2 separate regions of the Mus musculus genome follow, and region 1 is linked to region 2. A link is a loop called in an ENCODE intact Hi-C map of the cell type or tissue named here. Cell type or tissue: heart. All regions are shown on one strand.

What was found. Peaks named below come from ENCODE experiments on the same cell type or tissue, not always from the same donor. Only the 100,000 strongest peaks of a DNase experiment are listed, where the experiment ranks them.
Region 1: it touches region 2 in a loop (11-fold over the local background); 16 of 42 quality-filtered maps call a loop at or near these places.

Annotation. Positions count from the first base shown.
Region 1 is chr17:25,331,265-25,336,264 of GRCm38, reverse strand. No RefSeq gene overlaps it. Among named protein-coding and RNA genes, the nearest start is that of Prss29, 15 kb to the right of the region's middle. In heart, a CTCF peak has its summit at 2,150 (motif pointing left); no DNase peak of the experiment used is centred here; H3K27me3 peaks cover 3,918 bases.
Region 2 is chr17:25,467,973-25,472,972 of GRCm38, reverse strand. It overlaps Tekt4 (tektin 4), which reads right to left and starts at 1,383. Exons shown (of 6, transcript NM_027951.1): 1 at 718-1,383. The coding sequence starts at 1,251. In heart, a CTCF peak has its summit at 2,849 (motif pointing right); a DNase peak (open chromatin) is centred at 4,952; H3K4me3 peaks cover 1,118 bases; H3K27ac peaks cover 3,704 bases; H3K27me3 peaks cover 1,284 bases.

The DNA.
Region 1 (5,000 bases), 140 kb after region 2:
GAAAGAAAGCTGAGCAGCATTCGTTCATGGCTCTCTGTTCCTAGACTGTGTCCATTATATGGTTACTTACCTCATGCCCCTGCCTCTACGCCTTCCCCACAGTGATGAGTGTAACTTGAACTGGGAGCTACAACAAACACTTTCACCCTTAAGATTATTTTGCCAAGATGTTTTGTCAAAGCAACAGTAAAAATGAAACTAAGAGACCTGGCGTGGTGATGCACATCTGTTTTCGTAGCACTCAGAAGATGTAAGCGAGAGGTTCAGGAGTTCAAGGCTTACCTGGGCTACAGGAGTCTCTGTCTGAAAGGAAAGAGAGAAAGAGAGAGAGAGAGAGAGAGAGAGAGAGGAAGGAAGGAAGGAAGGAAGGAAGGAAGGAAGGAAGGAAGGAAGAAAGAAAGAAAGAAAGAAAGAAAGAAAGAAAGAAAGAAAGAAAGAAAGAAAGAAAGAGAAGGAAGGGAGAAAGAGAAGGAAGAAAGGAAGTTAGAAAAACAGAAAGACAAACAGAAGGTTAGACAGACAGGAAGGAAGGAAGTTAGAAAGACAGAAAGATGGACAGAAAGACAGACAGACAGAAAGAGAGAAGGGAGGGAGAAAGAGAAGGAAGGAAGAAAGAAAGTTAGAAAAACAGAAAGACAGACAAACAGGAAGGAAGGAAGTTAGAAAGACAGAAAGATGGACAGAAAGAAAGAAAGACAGACAGAAAGCAGAAAAAGAAAGAAAGAGAGAGAGAGAAGGAAGGAAAGGAAGGGAGGAAGGAAGGAAAGGAAGGGAGGAAAGGAAGGGAGGGAGGAAAGGAAGGAAGGGAGGGAGGGAGGAAGGGACAGAGTGAGGGGGAGGGAGAAAGCAAGAACCCAGAACTAGCCATGGTGACTTAGTGTTTCTAAGCCTAGAGGCTGAGGCAGGAGGATCATTGCAAGTTTGAAGCCATCCTGGTCTACAGAGGGGGGAAAACTGTCACAGATAAAACTCAAGAAAAAAACTCTGCACCCCACCGCACCCCCACCTAGAGTTCCTGAAGCTAAGGAGGGCTTGGTAGATACCAAGAACCGATTAGGAGCCCAGTCCTATCCACAGCCAACAGGATGTAATCACAGCCCTGAATCTGAACGTCTTGTATCCTTTAAACATTCTGTGTGAGTCCACAGTCACAGTTGTGCTCCTCCGAGAGAAAACATGTGTTCACACAAAACACAAACTGTTAAAAGCAGCGTTGCTCCCAAAAGCCCTAGTTAGAAACAGCCCAAATGTCCATTAACTTGTACCTGGATGAGCGAATCCTGTGGATTCCTTCAACAGACAGTATTAGCCACAAGGAAAGAACCACAACACCACATAAAAAAACATGCATGCTCAGAAACAGAGCAGAGGAGACCCTAGTCTGGAGGCACAGGCTTGCCTTCTCAGCATTGGGAGAGGCTAATGCAGAAGGACTGTCTGTGAGTTCAAAGACAGCCTGGCCAACCTAACAATACTGACTCAAAATGCCAAAAAGGACTGGGAATATAGCCTGATGGTAGAGGTTTTCTCCCTATACATGCGAAACTCTAGGATAGACAGGACATATAGCCCCAAGAAGCCATCTGTCTTCCTGTCAATCAGGAGCCAGAGAGTGTGGGTCAGGCAGAGCACAGCAAATTGATAGGAGCCACTTTCTATCGGGATTCTGAGAGTTTTGTAACTACGTCTGTGTTACAATACTCCTAACCTGTGTGGTCCCATAGGACTGTGGGAAGCGGGAGGGGTGCTGGAAGCGTGGCCATGCATATAACCTGTCATGACCTGTTTTCCTGTAGAAGTTACCAGGTCCCCAAATCCTGCTTCCCACCGCATCTTATCCCAGACTCTGCAGTCTAATACAGGCTGGGCTGTCCACCTTCATTAGGCCAGCAGTCCTAAAAATAGCAAATAAAAGCCTGTGAAAAGAGTGAACATTCTCCAAAAGAGCTTGGCATGGAAATTTGAGGCCAGCCTGAGCCACATAGATCTCTCCTCCAGAAGAAATAAAATTAAAAAGGACCCTGAAGAATGGGAAAGGCTGCTTTCTGCCTGCTGAACACAGGCCCTGCACTAGGAGGCGGTGGGCTTCCTTGCACACCTACCTGTCCGCACACCCGAATCGCAGTTCCCTCTTCCCATCCTGCAGCGCCACCTGGAGGCTGCGTATGTGAACAGCAAAGAGCATTTCCAAGGATTTACTCTTAGCGTCCAGCCCTTTGCTTTCCTCAATTGCCTGACACCCTTTCTTTTGTTGTTCTTCTCCTTAAAGCCATCTCCAGGCCGCACATAGCCAGAGACAAATGTGCAGCAGTGGCAGGGTTCACCCTCCCCCTTGGCCCCCCTCAGTCCCAGACATGGAGGTCCCAAAGCGCAGGACAGAAAAGCTTCCACGATCCTGGGGTGGATCTCTGCTAGAGAACCGGGAGCTGATGCAGGGGTGGACTGATCAGGGACCTGCAGCTGGCCACAGAACTGGCTGATTCCTAGTCTCCACACACCCCCCGATGCCCTGCGCAATGAGACACCACCATAGCCCTGTGTGTATGTGATAGGGGTGGGACCACCCCCTGCAATCCTTTTTCTCTCCCATCCTTCAGGTGAACCCTGACTAGAACTTTTCTCACACCCCTGCAGCTTGGGTAAATTGTTCCTGTCCTGAGTTTAGTCCTAAACAAGGCTACAGGCCTGTCCTCCTTGTCCCCCATGTACCGTTCTGCCGGAGCCCAGTTCACTCTCCCATGCCTGTGGGCATCCTCCTTGGGAAACACAGAATCTGACCTAGATGAGACTGGCTGCTGCCAGCTTCATCCCCACATGCCGAGGACCCCTTGCCGGGCCGGTTGGACATGCTTGCCGGGGCTGGGGCTCTGGCGGGTGGTACTGATGCACAGGCATTTCTTTTCCAGCCCCTGTTCTACGGGGAGCCTTCTCTGTGTGGCCTGAGTCTACAGAATCCCAGCACAGAATGACGTGAGGATGAAGGCCTCATGTGACTTTCTGTGAGTCACTAATCCCAAGCACATTTGTGCAACTTGTGATGGCCAAACTCTTTCGTCATACTGAAGATCTCCCCTGACACCAAACTCTTCGTGTACAATAGGGCCACACCTGGATGCCAAGTACACTTGGGATGTCAAGATATTAAGGCTCAGTGGTGACTATCTAGACAAGGACACAGAGCACAAACAAATTTAGCAGTACAGACAGATAGTTCCCTCCGCATGTGGAAAACCACACCTGTGGGCGTCTTTTCCAAAGAGAAGGAAATGTAAAACTCACACAAAATCCTGAACTTGAATGTGCACAAGACCTTTATTAAGAACAGCGGAAAGCAAAAGCCAGTCAGTACCTTCAACAGCTGCATACAGCACGCAACAGCATGCATAGAAAATCTTCATTCCTCTCTACCTTCTGTCAGGCCAAGAGCACCCACCCCGCCGGCCATTGTCCCTGCTTTCTTTGCTGGGTCAGGGATGTCCAGGCTCCCGGAAGGCCAGAGGACAGGACAGGTTCGGAAGACCAGGAAAAGGCTGAAGCAGTGGGTACTGGGAGACTCATCTTCTGGCGACCAGCATGAGGCCAGCTGGGCTCAGGAGAACCTCTTCATCTGCTGCATGGTCCAGGGCAAGAAGGACTGCACATGTGTGTAGACCCCAGGGATGTCCTTCAGGGCACAACCATAGCCCCAGCTCACCACTCCTACTCACCACGTCCACGAGCCTGCTATCCTGCAGACCAGGGCGCCATCTGAGTCACCCTAGAAGAGGAAGTAGCATCAGTGGTTATTGGCCCTGAAGTGGCATTAGGAACAGGAAGGAGGAAATCAATTGAACTCACAGCCCTCACTGACCGCACACAACATGTCATCTTGGATGAATTTGTAGCCCTGGTGGTGGTGCCCGGTTGCATTATGGTATAGCTGCTCACAAACGATATTATCCGCGATATTATCTGCACCTAAACCCGCTGCAGGTGGTAGGGAGGGGGCAGCGACGCTGGGGAGAAAGGAAGTAGGATTGGTGGTACATAGATCCTAACTGTCCACTACCCTACCAACTCATCCTGGGGGCTGAGAATACGCAATCCCTACTCAAATCCATCCCTGCAACAGTGTGTGTAGGAGACACACATCTGCAAGATCCATGCCCAGCTCTGACCCTTAGGAGGCTAAAGATGGTTCCTATGTGCTTACAGGGGCAGGTGAGATGGGTCATTTGTTAAGAATGCTTGCAGTCAAGTCTGAATGAAGACCTGTTCATCCCCAGGGACTCATATGATAGGAGAAAACAAATTCCTGAAAGTTGCCTCCTGACCTCCACGTGAATGTTATGACAAAACATGGCATCCCCCCCAAAAAATAAATACATAAATAATGTAACAAAAATCTATCTGCCTGCAGTTCGAGAACCAAAGAGAGGGGAATCAGATGTTCTAGTATTTCCAAAAGGAGAAAAGAAGGAGGAGGGGAAGGGGGGAGAGGAGGAAGAGATGGGGAGGAGGAGGAAGAAGAGGAGAAGAAAGAGGAGGAGGGGAGGGAGAAGAGGAGGGAGAGAAGGAGGGAGCACAGAGGGGGATAGGAAGGAGAAAGGGCCTTTGCCTCTCGGAATCTTGGGTTCTGGGCCCGGCCATGCCATCGGCCTCAGGTACAGACAGACATCTGGAGAAAAGCCAGAGTTGTATATTTGCCAGTATTCTCTTTCCTCCCTGGATTCTGTTCCCTGGGACCTTAGTGCCACCCAGCAGGGATCCTCAAATGACAAGTTTGTTTCCACAGCCCAAATCTTTCCTTGAAACATACCATACATATGGACCATGCCCCAGCCAGTCACCCAGCATGGGTGCCTTGACCTCAAAAGACCCAGAGATCAGTTTCACCAGCTTATGTTAGCAGAACAGTCCAGGGGTTTCTCCAGCTAAGCAGAGCCCATTCTGCACCCAGGACACCCTGCACGTAGTCCTGGTGGATGATGACTCGGCTCACACCCAGCAGCTCCTTGCCC
Region 2 (5,000 bases):
GTTTGTTTTCGGTTCAGTTTGGGTTTTGGTGTTTGTTTAAGAGTCTCATATGTAGTCCAGGCTGGCCTGGAGCTCGTGTTCCTTCCTCAGTTTCCCTGACACTGGGATTATAGTGTATACTAGGAGAACATTGAAGCTCAGGCTCTGGGGTTCTGGGGCTCTGGGGAGAGAGAGCAGATGCCATGGGCATCCACAAGCCCTCCATACATGCAACACTGGCTGGCCCGGCTTTCTACCCTGAACACCAATAGCACTGCAAGGGGCATGCATGGTGGTACGGGGGAGCCTTTGGCTTAGCCAAAAACAAAACAACCTCAGCCAGAAGAATGTGGCGCACGCCTTTAATCCCAGCACTTGGGAGGCAGAGGCAGGTAAATCTCCTAGTTTGAGGCCAGCTTTGGTCTACAGAGTGAGTTCCAGGACAGACAGAGATACACTGAGAAATCCTGTCTTGGAAAACAGACAAACAAAAAAGCCCAAAGCCCACCACCACCGACAACAAAAATCCCCTCAGAGTCAGACTGAACGTCTTTGAAATCTTATGGGCTGGAAGGAATCCCACAAGAGAGAAAGTTACTTGGATGTGGTAGAAATTCCGCTATCTGAAGGATCAGGAGTCCTGCATAGGCACAGTGCTGTGTGAACCCTAAGGCCCTGTGTTATCTCTATGAGAGCCAGAGCCTGCCTCCCACGCTGAGCCCGAGCCACTGGTTGCACCTTCAGTAGCTCCACCTCCACATAGTCCCGGACAAGGTCTGGGTGCTGGCGGCGTTCTCTGCACTGCAGGTTGTCAGTAGCAATGGAGTAAGGCACGGAGGTGGCATCCAAGGCGCGCTGTAGCCGCAGCTTCTGGGCCATCATCAGGTCCGTCTCGGAAGACAGCTCGTCTATCTCTCGCTGCAGCTCTGACTTCCAGCAATGCATGTCCTCCAGGCGCTCTCCCACCTTTCTTGTGGAGTCAAGTTGTGTGCGCTGGGCCAGTGCCCCAGTCTCGGCTACCAGCTGCCCGCTCTCATGCCGCTGCCGCTCAGAGTAGTCCCGGTCTGCGAAGGCCTGGTGGTAGCGGGCATAAGAGTTCTGAAACCACTCGTCCCTCAGGTATTTGGCTGTGCGGAAGCCAGCGGTGGCCAGACCCGAGGACGTGTAGGCGCCAGTATTGCAGGCCACTTCATATTCTTTGCGCGGAAGCTCACAGACATCTATTGACTGTGGGGCCGGCTCCTTGGTCAGGAGCACGCCCGTTTGGGCCATGGTACCCACTGCCTGGCTAAGCAGGAAGGGAGGCGGAATGAAGAGAGGGTCACTGGGCAATTGTCCAGGCACGATCAATGGAGCAGTACTGGTCACTCTGTCCCAAGCAAGGTTCCTGGTTGCCTAAGGAACATTGTATACACCAACTGCCTCCTGTTGCTGAGCAACAGGGTCACTCAAGGGGGAGGAGCAGAACTGCCCTCTTAAAGGGCCAAGCAGTGTCTGGGAACATAGCTGGGTAAAAGGTAAAAATGTTTGCCTCGCAAGAACATGAGTTTGTTTCCCAGGACACAGGTGGGGGCAGGGGGGGATGGGTGTGGTGGCATATGCTTGCAATCCCTGCACTGGGACGGCAGAAACGGTTAATCTGTGGTGTTCACAGGCCAACCAGCCCAACTGTATTTGACGAGTGAAAGACCTTGTTGAAAATAAGGTTGGCCAGGCATAGTGGCAAATACTTCTAATGCCAGCACTCAGGAGGCAGAGACAAGTGGAGCTCTCTGATTTCAAGGATAGCACGGTCTACGTAGTGAGTTCCAGCTTGGTCTGGGCTATATAGCAGGACCCCCATCTCAAACAAAACCCCCAATAACAACAAAAACAGACAAAACCCCAAAATGGATGGTGCTTGAGAAATGTCCCCTAAGGTTTCCAATGCACACAAATACTCATATGCCCATGTGCGTGCGCATGCACAAGCTCTCTCTCTCTCTCTCTTTCACACACACACACACACAGACACACACACACACACACAGGCAATCCCCAACTCTCAACTCTTCACCACACTGTGATCCGAGCCACAGAGGCTCAGGACTTGTTCCCTGGGACCCTTGGGCTCCAGGGCTGGGGTAGTGAAGGGCCTTGGGGTCCAGGGCTGGGGTAGTGAAGGGCCTTGGGGTCCAGGGCTGGGGTATGAAGGGTCTTGAGGTCCAGGGCTGGGGTAGTGAAGGCTCCAAGGTCCCTGACACCCCTGCCCTCCTCCCTGGCTCCTTGGCTCCTTTTCTGAGATGTTCTTCCATGATCTGGTCCTGAGTGTGGGCTTTGCCCTGCTGGAGGAGGACGGAGGAGGTTCTGCCTACTTAACGACCCCTTTGGGTGATCTGTGGGAGGTGGGGGCCATGGAAATGTGAGCAGGTTCCTCAGCCTGAGAAGTGCCTCTCATCCTCAACATTACCCTAAGCCACCCTAGGACTCCACAACTTGGCCCATTGCGCATGTGGTCTGAACCCCGCATGCAGGCCCAGAGGACCAAACATCCACCCTACCTCAGCCTCCAGGACTCACTTTGGGACCTGAACCCATGAGAGTATCCACAGCCACCCTGACCCCATCTATTCCCAGGGCCACTGTGTAAGGGCCAGCCCCTCTTCTTCTTCCTGTATCCCATAGCTGGACTTAGATCAGAGCCTCCTGGGGATTTGGGTCAGTGTTCTGAAGGGGGTTCACCCACTGAATGTATCTGGAGTCACGTATCCTGATCTGCTCAAAAAGGGGAGGCACTTTCTGTCTGGGCAGTTGTTCCCAGGACACTAGTTAGATAGGAAATCCTGCCATCCAACCTGGGCATTAAGAAACCCTAGTCGATAGCCAGTGTGACCAAGAGAGGGCGACATTGACTGCAGAATGTGCCAGCCACCTATTCCTAGTTCCTGACCATTCTGTGGTCTTCCTCCCTCCCCTCCCACCTGGTCTTCCCCAGAGGCTCCTCACATACTAGGTCCTCTCTGAAAGAAATCCACACCCTTAGCCAGCACAGGGTCTACTGCCACAGCCCCTCAGCCTCTCCTCTCCCCACTGTCCTATCCCGTTTCCCGCCTCGAGAACCTCAGGCTCTCTCTGCTCAGTGCACAGGCTTGGTTTCACCCACACACCTCTGTCCAGGCTGTGCATTCCTCCCCGCCCCCCCCCCGCCCCGACCCTGTGCTGACTCCCTAGCAGTTAGCCCCTCACTCACTTCACACTCCATGTCAATCCTCTGGCAGGAGCCCCTGGCATTCCCACCAGTAGATGCTTTATACATGTGTAATTTGTGGGCAGAAGCCTTGAGAATTCATAACCAGATGGAGCAAGAGCTGCCACTGTTCCTCAAGAGCTAGAAGCCAAGAACCTTTGGGGGCCAGTGTGGGCCTCCCTCTGTCTCCTCTGTGCCTCAGTTTTCCCACATGGTAGTAGGTACAGAGCTACCCAGAGCACACCACAGTTTCTCCTTAGATTCATTCCTGACATGTGGAGCCAGGGACTGCAAAGGAAGAGAACTAGCCTGGGCCCAGTGACTCTACCTGATCTTCACCTGCAGTATTCAAGTACTGGGCACTGCAGGTAGCTGATGCTCCCATGGAACCCCCAGGCTAATGAGGAAGGCCAGGTCTCAATGTAGGTTCCCCTATGTCAAGATAGACTCCAAGGTAGAGCTTTGACCTTAGTCCCCAGCTTGAGGGGCCAAGACTCGCCAGACACCTTCAGGGATGTGTTGAGCCTTTGTCCCTATCATCCACGGCCTCTAGTCTGACCCTTGGTCCAAAGAAAGAGGCATTTGTGCTCTGAAGGTGACAGGGTGCAGTCCCTCCCAGCCTCTCTCCGCCCAACCCTTTCAGAGAGGAACACCAATCATTGCTGCTGAGGCCATCACAACTATACTCAAAGCTGGGGCTAAGTGGGAAACAGTCAGGTAAAGCCACAGTGAGCACAGACTGAATGGGATGTGTGGGCAGAATGGTGGTGCACTACAGGACTGTATGGAGTGGGGTGGGGTCCTCTCTCATGTTGCCCTTCTTCCTACATTGCAGTTACAGTGGGAAAATTGAGTCGGGGCGGGGGGGAAGGGCTTGTGAAAGTTCCCACATCACAGCTGCAGCATGATGGGGCTAGAAGTGCTAGCTCCATGGACTCTGCCTGTGTCCCCAAGAACCAGACCCCACCACACTGGACAGCCCTGCAGGATGCCTGGGAAACAGAGGGGCATCAGGACTGACCAAGAGTACAGCTGTCCCCTGCACAGATTTTTTTTTTTACAAACTCTAGACATCACAAGTGGGACGGACATGGGCAAAAGGGTCCCTTTCTTTTGAGTCTAGCCAGCAGCTCCCCAAGGCCAGAGGAGATTCCCTAGCGCTAGCCCCAATCGGCAAGGTTCTAAATGGGAGGGAAGCCATGCAGTCTCATAGACTCTACCCAGAACAGGCACAGCCTGCAGGCCCCAGGCTGAGACGGGCCCAAGGTCACGCTGACAGGACAGGGCCAACAAAGGAGAGACTGCCATCTGGCCACCTCCTATCCTGCGTGAAGTGACAACCCAAGGAGCCACCCTGGCTGGTGCAGACCCAGTGACAGGAGCAGTGGGAGGCACAGCCACATCTCTCCCCAGGCCAGTGGGACACTTTAATTACAGAAGGATCCAAAGCTCTTAGGCATCCCTGAGCCAAGGCTGCAGCGGGCAACAAGCAGGAAGGAGGAGCCAGCCAAGGACTTCCCGGAAGAAGAATCCTGGAGTCCAAGCATTGAAGAGCAATTTGGATAAAGATAGGAAAGAGCTGTGCAGGATATTAGGGGCGACCCCCTCCTCTGATGACTCCCAGGGCCATTGTGAAAGCCCTGTTTCCCATCCGTCATCAGGCCCTAGAAGATAAGACAACGCAAGAAGATGTGGCGTGGACACAGGCTGACAGAGGGCTGAGCCCAGTGGTCTGGCCTCAGAGGTAGGCACTGGGCATGAGCCTCTCCACTTGGCAAGGCAGGACCAGGCAGCT